3 separate regions of the Mus musculus genome follow, and regions 1 and 3 are each linked to region 2. A link is a loop called in an ENCODE intact Hi-C map of the cell type or tissue named here. Cell type or tissue: heart. All regions are shown on one strand.

The links. Hi-C counts contacts between places; a loop is a spot of excess contacts. Peaks named below come from ENCODE experiments on the same cell type or tissue, not always from the same donor. Only the 100,000 strongest peaks of a DNase experiment are listed, where the experiment ranks them.
Region 1: it touches region 2 in a loop (2.3-fold over the local background); 2 of 42 quality-filtered maps call a loop at or near these places.
Region 3: it touches region 2 in a loop (10-fold over the local background); 15 of 42 quality-filtered maps call a loop at or near these places.

Annotation. Positions count from the first base shown.
Region 1 is chr10:86,301,622-86,304,121 of GRCm38, reverse strand. All of the region lies in intron 6 of Syn3 (synapsin III), which reads left to right. The region is part of intron 1 of Timp3 (tissue inhibitor of metalloproteinase 3); the gene reads right to left. Among named protein-coding and RNA genes, the nearest start is that of Timp3, 2.5 kb to the right of the region's middle. In heart, a CTCF peak has its summit at 1,213 (motif pointing left); DNase peaks (open chromatin) are centred at 431, 1,191, 1,841, 1,911 and 1 weaker place; H3K4me3 peaks cover 1,898 bases; H3K27ac peaks cover 1,489 bases.
Region 2 is chr10:86,704,299-86,706,798 of GRCm38, reverse strand. Hsp90b1 (heat shock protein 90, beta (Grp94), member 1) reads left to right here and starts at 1,355. Exons shown (of 18, transcript NM_011631.1): 1 at 1,355-1,492; 2 at 2,403-2,500. The coding sequence starts at 1,444. It overlaps Ttc41 (tetratricopeptide repeat domain 41), which reads right to left and starts at 988. Exons shown (of 16, transcript NM_001003910.2): 1 at 782-988. In heart, no CTCF peak of the experiment used is centred here; DNase peaks (open chromatin) are centred at 458 and 1,088; H3K4me3 peaks cover 2,500 bases; H3K27ac peaks cover 2,500 bases.
Region 3 is chr10:86,778,401-86,780,900 of GRCm38, reverse strand. Nt5dc3 (5'-nucleotidase domain containing 3) reads right to left here and starts at 1,896. Exons shown (of 14, transcript NM_175331.3): 1 at 1,590-1,896. The coding sequence starts at 1,791. In heart, a CTCF peak has its summit at 1,346; DNase peaks (open chromatin) are centred at 1,950 and 2,120; H3K4me3 peaks cover 2,120 bases; H3K27ac peaks cover 1,773 bases.

The DNA of each region.
Region 1 (2,500 bases), 400 kb after region 2:
AGCCTCAGTATTTCCCATCTGAGAAATGGGTGCAATACCACTTAAGGTTGCTGGGGAGTTAAGATAGTACCTCTAACATGCTTGCACACCCATGCAAGTCTGAATGCATCCGTCCCTTCTTTCCTCTTGCCTAACAGCAGTCTTCCTCTGGCCAGGATTCTCGAGATACTATTAGCATTGGTACACATGGACATGCACACATGCACGTACACGCACACCACCATCCCCACTAGGTGGTTGTCAATTCTCCAAAGTTCCATAATTTCATTTTCTTTGTGTCTGTCTGCCTGTAGGAGTGAGAGGGCATAGGTCACGTTTGTCTACAAATGGCTTCTTTGCTAAAACCACTTCAGATCTGATGCTGAAGGAACACGCCCCTGGCAGTGGTCCCTGTCAAAACAACTCAATGATATCAGGGCTATTCTCCAAGGTTGTCAGCTGCTCCTCCCAGACCCAGGGCTGACACCTCTCCACTCCCACCAATGCCACTGCCTAATTACTCCTTGTGAATGGAGACAGAGAGAAGGGGGTTTTCTCTACTACTCCCACCTCTGCCAAAACCACACACACACACACACACACACACACACACACACACACACACACACACACACACACACACCACCCCACTCCAGTTTTCAGAATGCTCTGAACATTTCCCATCCTTCCTGAACTAAGGTGGCCAGAACAAAGTCTGCCTGGCCAAGCCTGCCTCTTTCATTCCCAGTGCCCTCCCCGCTGCTTCTTCAGTCAAGGTTTTGAAGGAGGAGCAAGGACTGGAAGGAGAAGGCCCCAGGTGAGGCGACTGCTGCCAAGTCTCTTTCTTTGCCCCACAGTGTATCTGATAAGCGTCTGTGTAGTTTATTCTTCTAAACACTTTAATAGGGTACAGGGCCTGCAGTTGCCATAGAAACACCTTTTAACTCCTCCTCATCCAGAAGGTTGTGCCAGTCCCATGGGTTTTGGAGAAAAAAAAGAGAAAAGAGACACCCGTGGATAAAGAAACAGGGAGAGGGAAGGCCATTTTGGTGTGGTGATGGGGGCTTACCAGGGGCCCAGCTAGGCATGCTGTGCCCTTGCCTGGCAGCATGGCATCTGGCCAGAGTGAGAATGCTTGAAGGTTCTGGAAGAGGAAGGAGGCAGACGGGCTTGAGCACACTTTCCGAGCTCCAGTTTCCCGAGGACAGTTGGGAGCCATCTACTGGTGGCAACAGGCAGGGTGCCTGCTGCTGTCAGGCGGCAGCAGGTCAACAAGCCAGCAGGCCCACACCCACACCTCCCATTTTTAAAAGCATTATCTCATCTCTTGTGCAGTGCACCAAACTGAGGGTTAGTGAGCCTGGATCCCTGCCAGAGCAAGGATCTCTCTCTCTCTCTCTCTCTCTCTCTCTCTCTCTCTCTCTCTCTCTCTCTGTTCTGGGTTTGGCATATTTCTTGGTAATTTGACTTTGTTCTAGGAAGCATATTAAGAGGAAGGAAAAAAAAAAGCTGTTTCTTGAATAAACCCATAGAAATTACAAGAAACTTTGTCAGTCTGACCCACAGTAGGACCCCAGGAGTGCCCACTGGGAACACGCTCATGTTGTCAAGGCCGAAACCTCTAATCTCTAGGTTAGAGATGAGAACCCTCTCTCCCTACTCACACTACCAAACCAAACTGAACACGCCTCGACCCACTGTGAAGCTGAAAAGAGCTTGGACCATAGACTGCACACCCAGATTCCTCCACCTGCTAGCTCACAGGCCAGCACCAGGCTCTAGGCTGAGCAAAAGCAGACAGCAGGAACTAGTAGAGAAAGTCATCGGCTACTGGGAGGAAAGACTAAGAGGAATCTGGGTGGGGGCCCTAATGAGAGAAGGGAGAAAACTTTCCCAGCCCTCCAGCAATCCAAAAAAGGATGCTTGCAAGCACTCCATAAAGCCAGGGGTTCTCCCCCAGGGACAGAGAAGGGTGGGTGTCTCTGGGTCCCAGGAAACCTTCAAGAAGGGTGACTGCAGGGTCACACAAACACCCTGGGCTGCCAAGTGGACTGACCTGACCACCAAAACCACCTCCCAGATTTCCCCCTAGGCCGACCCACCAGCAGTGCCTCTCCAACCTTGGTTTTCTTTCCTGCCAGGTCACCACCCCTCCCCCCGCCCCCCTCTCAACACAACACACTTGCAGAGTAGAATCCCTCACTCAAGACCCAGTGGAAATTTTCCATCTCCTTTATGACCATACTTAAAACACACACACTCCATTCTTTACTGACTCCACACTGGCTAAGGGCAGCCTCTTGTCCCACCCCTGCCCAGCAAACACACATTGGACCTGAGAGCTTTAAGGAGCTGGAGAAGAGAGTAGCCAGCTTCCACTTCCCCTGGAGCCCTCCAAACACTAATGTCCCCAACACTCCTCTGGATAGTGGGTTCTACTTCTTATCAAGTCCCTCTAATCAGCACAGTCTCTTTGAGACCATCACCACAAGCGATGAGACCTTTGGCAGCTTTGCTCTTT
Region 2 (2,500 bases):
GCGTGCTGGTGGAAAATTGGTTAAAATGAGGCTAAAGAGCTTAGAAAACATTTCGGAACGTACAAGCTGGCCTTAGGGACTTCCCTCACCAGAAAGAGCCTCTTTTGCTATCTTTCGGAAGGCGGAAAGGTGTTTCTATGAAGTTACAAAGCCACAATCCAGGCTGTTTTGCAAGCTCTGCGGCTTTTGCTTTCAAGTATCTGCATAAGTTCTTTCCTGTTCTATGCTAGCCTGGACTTCACCACCGCGCTCTCTGGCTGATTCACAAAAGAGGCTCTAGATTGCCCAGTCATTCTTTGATATTTATGGGGATGTCAAAGGAACTTGGGTCCTTGTTTCCTTCGGGGTTGGAGAGCCCCTGCCACCCTCTACTGCAAACCAAACCAGAGAGGACAGGAAATGCGAGCAGCGCAACGCCAAGTGTAACTGAAGGCTCTAGGGACCCTGAGTGACGCGCAAGAAAGCGGACGTGGAAACCCGGGTGCTACCACCAGCCCAGAATCCAGGGCTGACCCTCTGACACGGTGAGACTAGGGCTACGCGGGGCTGCTTTTCAGGTCCGCCTCTGAAAACTGTGTGCATTAGAGTCCTAGAACAAGCACAGATCTATTCTGCAATCTGAATGAGGTGGAAATCCTATAATCACTCAGAGACATTTCCCGCGGACACAAGATTGGAGTAAGCAAGGGCCAAGCTACGCAACTGGCTTAGATGCCAGAGACTACAATTCCCAGCATTCATGAGATTAGTGCGTTGCATGCCGGAAACTGTAGTTTCTCACCACCATCCAAACGCATTCCGGATATTCAACCCCTCACAAATTTCTCTTTTGCGAAAAGAAACGCCCAAAAGAAAGGTGACGGCGAACGTAGCGCTGAAAGGACTCGTAACGTGACCCGCGTCGTAGACGAGAAAAGGGTAAAGGACGCATTGTCTTGGCTACCGTTTCCCCTAGTCACGGACTAAACGTTCGCTAGAAGCCGGAAGTGGTTCCCCGGGACCTCTAGGAATGGACAGACGTGCTATGCGCCTACGTTCATTGGACGGTTTTCCTCAGGGACCAAGGCTTCCCAGGCCAAAGGGTGGCCCGGTGTGTGAGGGCCCGCGGAGCCATCTGATTGGAGGAAAGCCGCTGGACAAGCCCAATCGCAAGGAGCCACGCTTCGGGCATCGGGCACCGCACCTGGACAGTTCCGATTGGCGGGCTGCGGTCCCCCCCCATGCGTCTCCATTGGGTGCAGAGAGTGCGTGGTGAGGCACGATTGGTGAGTTCGTGTTTCCCGTCCCCCGCCCGCAAGCAGTGGGGTGAAAAGCGGCCCGACCTGCGCGCGGCTTAGTGGGCGGACCGCGCTGCTGGAGGTGTGAGGAGCTTAGACTCGGGATTGGGGGGGTGGAGGCGGCTCCTGAGACCGAAAAGGACTTGCGACTCGCCGGCCACGCACCATGAGGGTCCTGTGGGTGTTGGGCCTCTGCTGTGTCCTGCTGACCTTCGGTGAGTGACCGGGCGGCAGTGGGCGCCCTCCCCTTCCTGTGTGGCCGCTTCTCGAACGTTCTTGGGGCGTTGAACCTGGGTTGGGGACGCCGGGTGGCCTACAGGGGTTTCAGGGACCATCTCGTTCCCTCGAAGGAGACTTGGGTGATGATGCTTTCCCTGAGGCCTCTGGGAAAAGGCGACTTGGAGACCGGGCATTTAAATAAATACCCTGCGGATGGTGCTAGAGCGCTCCCCGAAGTCTCGCTGACGGGGCGCGGTCTCTCGGACTCTACTCCCGGGGGAAGCCTTCCTGGAACCCCTCCCTAAGGACTTTTGTGATCAGGTCCGACCTTTGGCCACCAGAGCCTGAGGACCCCCAGCCCCTGCCCTCTACTCCCGGAGCGCGTTTCTGTTTTCTAACGCCCGACTCGCGAGCGTGGGCCCTCGGGCCAGCGTCGTGGCGGTGGCCCAATATCTGATTCCGATGTGCTTCAAGAGCTGTCCTTGACATGTCTTCCCCTTTGGGCCGGATTTCAGTTCCCCTCAACAGAAGTTGCACAAACCCTGTTTGCATTCTGACCTGTGATAACTAAGTGAGGCCCAAGTTTTGGCTTGGCCAGTGTAGAGACCTCCTCTCAGCTGTGCGCAACACGTGTGGGTGTAGACGGGGGCCTCTCTCACTGCCTAGGATAGACACACGTGATGGCTGCCTGGCCTTCCAGAGTCAACGGGGGTCTTGAGCATTCATATTTAAACTTTAGCGTGCAAACTTACCTTGACATTGGTTATTGACGTCAGTACATAATTCTTCCATCTCAACAGCTTGTATTTACTTACTGAATTGTGTTAACTCTTGCCCCCGTTGATATGGCTTTTTATGCGAAGGAGAGGAAGCAATAGTGTGGAGAGTTGTAACCTTTCTCCCCAGGGTTCGTCAGAGCTGATGATGAAGTCGACGTGGATGGCACAGTGGAAGAGGACCTGGGTAAAAGCCGAGAAGGCTCAAGGACAGATGATGAAGTTGTG
Region 3 (2,500 bases), 74 kb before region 2:
GTACATACCAAAACACTGAGTCATTTAACCATAGCTCACTCCTCAAGAGGACATGTGTGAATTGTCCCAATCCCACAGCCAAATGGGTTTAAATATTGTATAGGGGTTTCTGTATTTCATTCTCTCCATACATGTCAGTAAAGTTTTTAACCAAAAATACAGAATAGCCTGGCATAGTGGCACACACCTTTAATCCCAGGATTCCAGGAGAGAGACATGAGATCTCTCTGAGTTCGAGGCCACCCAGGTCTACAGAGTGAGTTCCAGGACTACAGAGAAAAATCCTGTCTTAAAAAAAACAAAAAACAAAAACAAAAAAAACCAAAACAAAACAAAACAAAAGAAAAGAAAAACAAAAGACAGGAGTAGTGAGTGGTTCGTGTCTATAACTCCAGCACTTGAAAGACTGAGGCAGGAGGATTGCTTCAAGTTTAAGGTTACCTTAAAACCCTGTCTCAAAAAGACCAAAAAGAAAGAGGAAACTAAGCAAGAGAGAAGAGCTGACAGGGCCCTGACAGGACACACGTTTGCCTGGAATGGTGGTTCCCGCCCGCCTGGAAGGATAGAACACACAGGAGACTCATGACTTTAAGGCCTGGAATACACAACCCATCTCAAAACACTTGCCTGGCCAAAACCAATAAGCCACTCTTTCAAAGAAGTCTCCATTGCTTACACCTCGGAATGTGTTGTGAAGATATTCCAGGTGGGTTTTGTTTCACTTGAACAGGCATGTGGCCAAAGATGCAAATGGAAATCCTACAAAAACGTTCCCTCACCAACCCCCTTCCTCATGTAGCACCCTCCCCAAACCACCCCCTCCCCAAATCCCAGTGTCCTCTGACAGCTTCAGTGTCTGTGCTTCACTGGCCCTTTACTCCAGGTTCCAAACGTTTGACTGCAAGAAGCACAAAGCAACACACAGGACAATGGATTCCCGACCCTGAGTCAAAATCAGTTTTTGCTTAGGCCCCTTGCTCGCCCTTCCCGTCTACATAATGGACATGACCCCCTCCTCCGGAGGCTATGGGCGATTCAGAGTCGACATCAATACCTGATACTATTATAATCTGGTTCCTCTTTCCATTCCTTCTCCGATTCCCTAACCGCCCAGCCAAGCTCTTTCTCAGTTCACCTGACCACAAGTATTCCTCTTCTCCTCGCAGAGGGCGGTGGATAACCAGACCACCCTCCCCTTTCAAACAGCACATTTTATCTACTCCACCCTGCAAAAGGGAGACCGGCTCATCCTCCTGACCCAGTCGCCTGCGCTGGAGCCTGTCTAGGACAGCGCGGCAGCAAGCTGGGCTGCTACTACCATTCCCAGGGTGAATGACACCTAACGGTGTTTGGGGGAATGTCTTCCTACCGACGCCCTTGGAACTCTCGCAGCGGCCCAGAGCACTTGCGATGTACACTCCAGATTTAACAATCCCCAGGTATGAAATAGCTTCCCCGGCGGGGGAAAGCCAAAAAAGAGTTGCGAAGTTTTAGAGTCGCCTTCCCCGCGGGGGCCGCGCGACAGAGGCAGGGTGCGGGGGACCCGAGGGGTCCTCGAGTGGGCGGCGCAAGCTGGGACACGCACTCACCGTCCGTGCTCCTCTTCGCCTCGTGGTAGCGCGCCCACAGGTAGCTTTTCATGTCCACGGCAGCCGGGGCAGCCGGGGCAGAGCACAGGCGCCGAGCGCAGCCCGAGCGCGGTCGTTCTCGAGCCACGGCCCCGCCGCAACTCCGCAGCCCTGCCGCCGCCCTCGCCCCGGCCCCGCGGGCCGCCGCTGCCACCGTGGCCATGCTGCCTCTAAGCTGCCAGTGGCACGGATGGCCAGCGTCGCGAGGCTCCGGGACGCACGCCGGCAGTTCCTACGTCTGAGCAAGTGCCGGCGCGGCCCAAGAACCACCCACGGTGGGGCGGAGCCGGGGGCGAGGCTGGGGAGGTGGGCGGGTTCTAGAGGGAAGCAGGAGGCGGGGTCAAGGATTAGGCTAGGAGCTGCGGGATGGGTGGGGCCTGAGCTGGGTCAGGGGCGGGGCCTGGTTGGAAAGAGGAATGCCCCGGCTGAGTAAAGAATAGGGTCTAGAGAGAGAATGAGTTGGACCATCTCGATTGCGTCAGAGGCAGAGTCAGGGACCGAACCTGGGGAGACAGAGCCGGGGGCCTAGGCCAGTTAGAGGCTGGGTCAGGTGTGGGCCTGTGGAAATGGAGTGGGACGGAGTCTGGGTTGAGTCAAAGGCGGAGTCAAGGGCGAGGCCTTAGAGAAAGCGGGTTGGGCGTGGCCGGAGCTGCCAGGGCTCAGCGCCCGGTCGGCTGCGGTCACTTCCTGACCCGCGAGGCAGGAGGGGGCGGAGGGTGGTTGAAGTCACACGGGCTAGGATGACTCATCTCCGACCCTATCGCTGCCAGCAAGACTCTGCTCTACCTTCCTCTTGCCTTCCGTGGCGGGCCCCAATTCTGATTGCACTGATGAGTGTACGCACTATCCATCTCTGATCCCAGTCTCTGGAA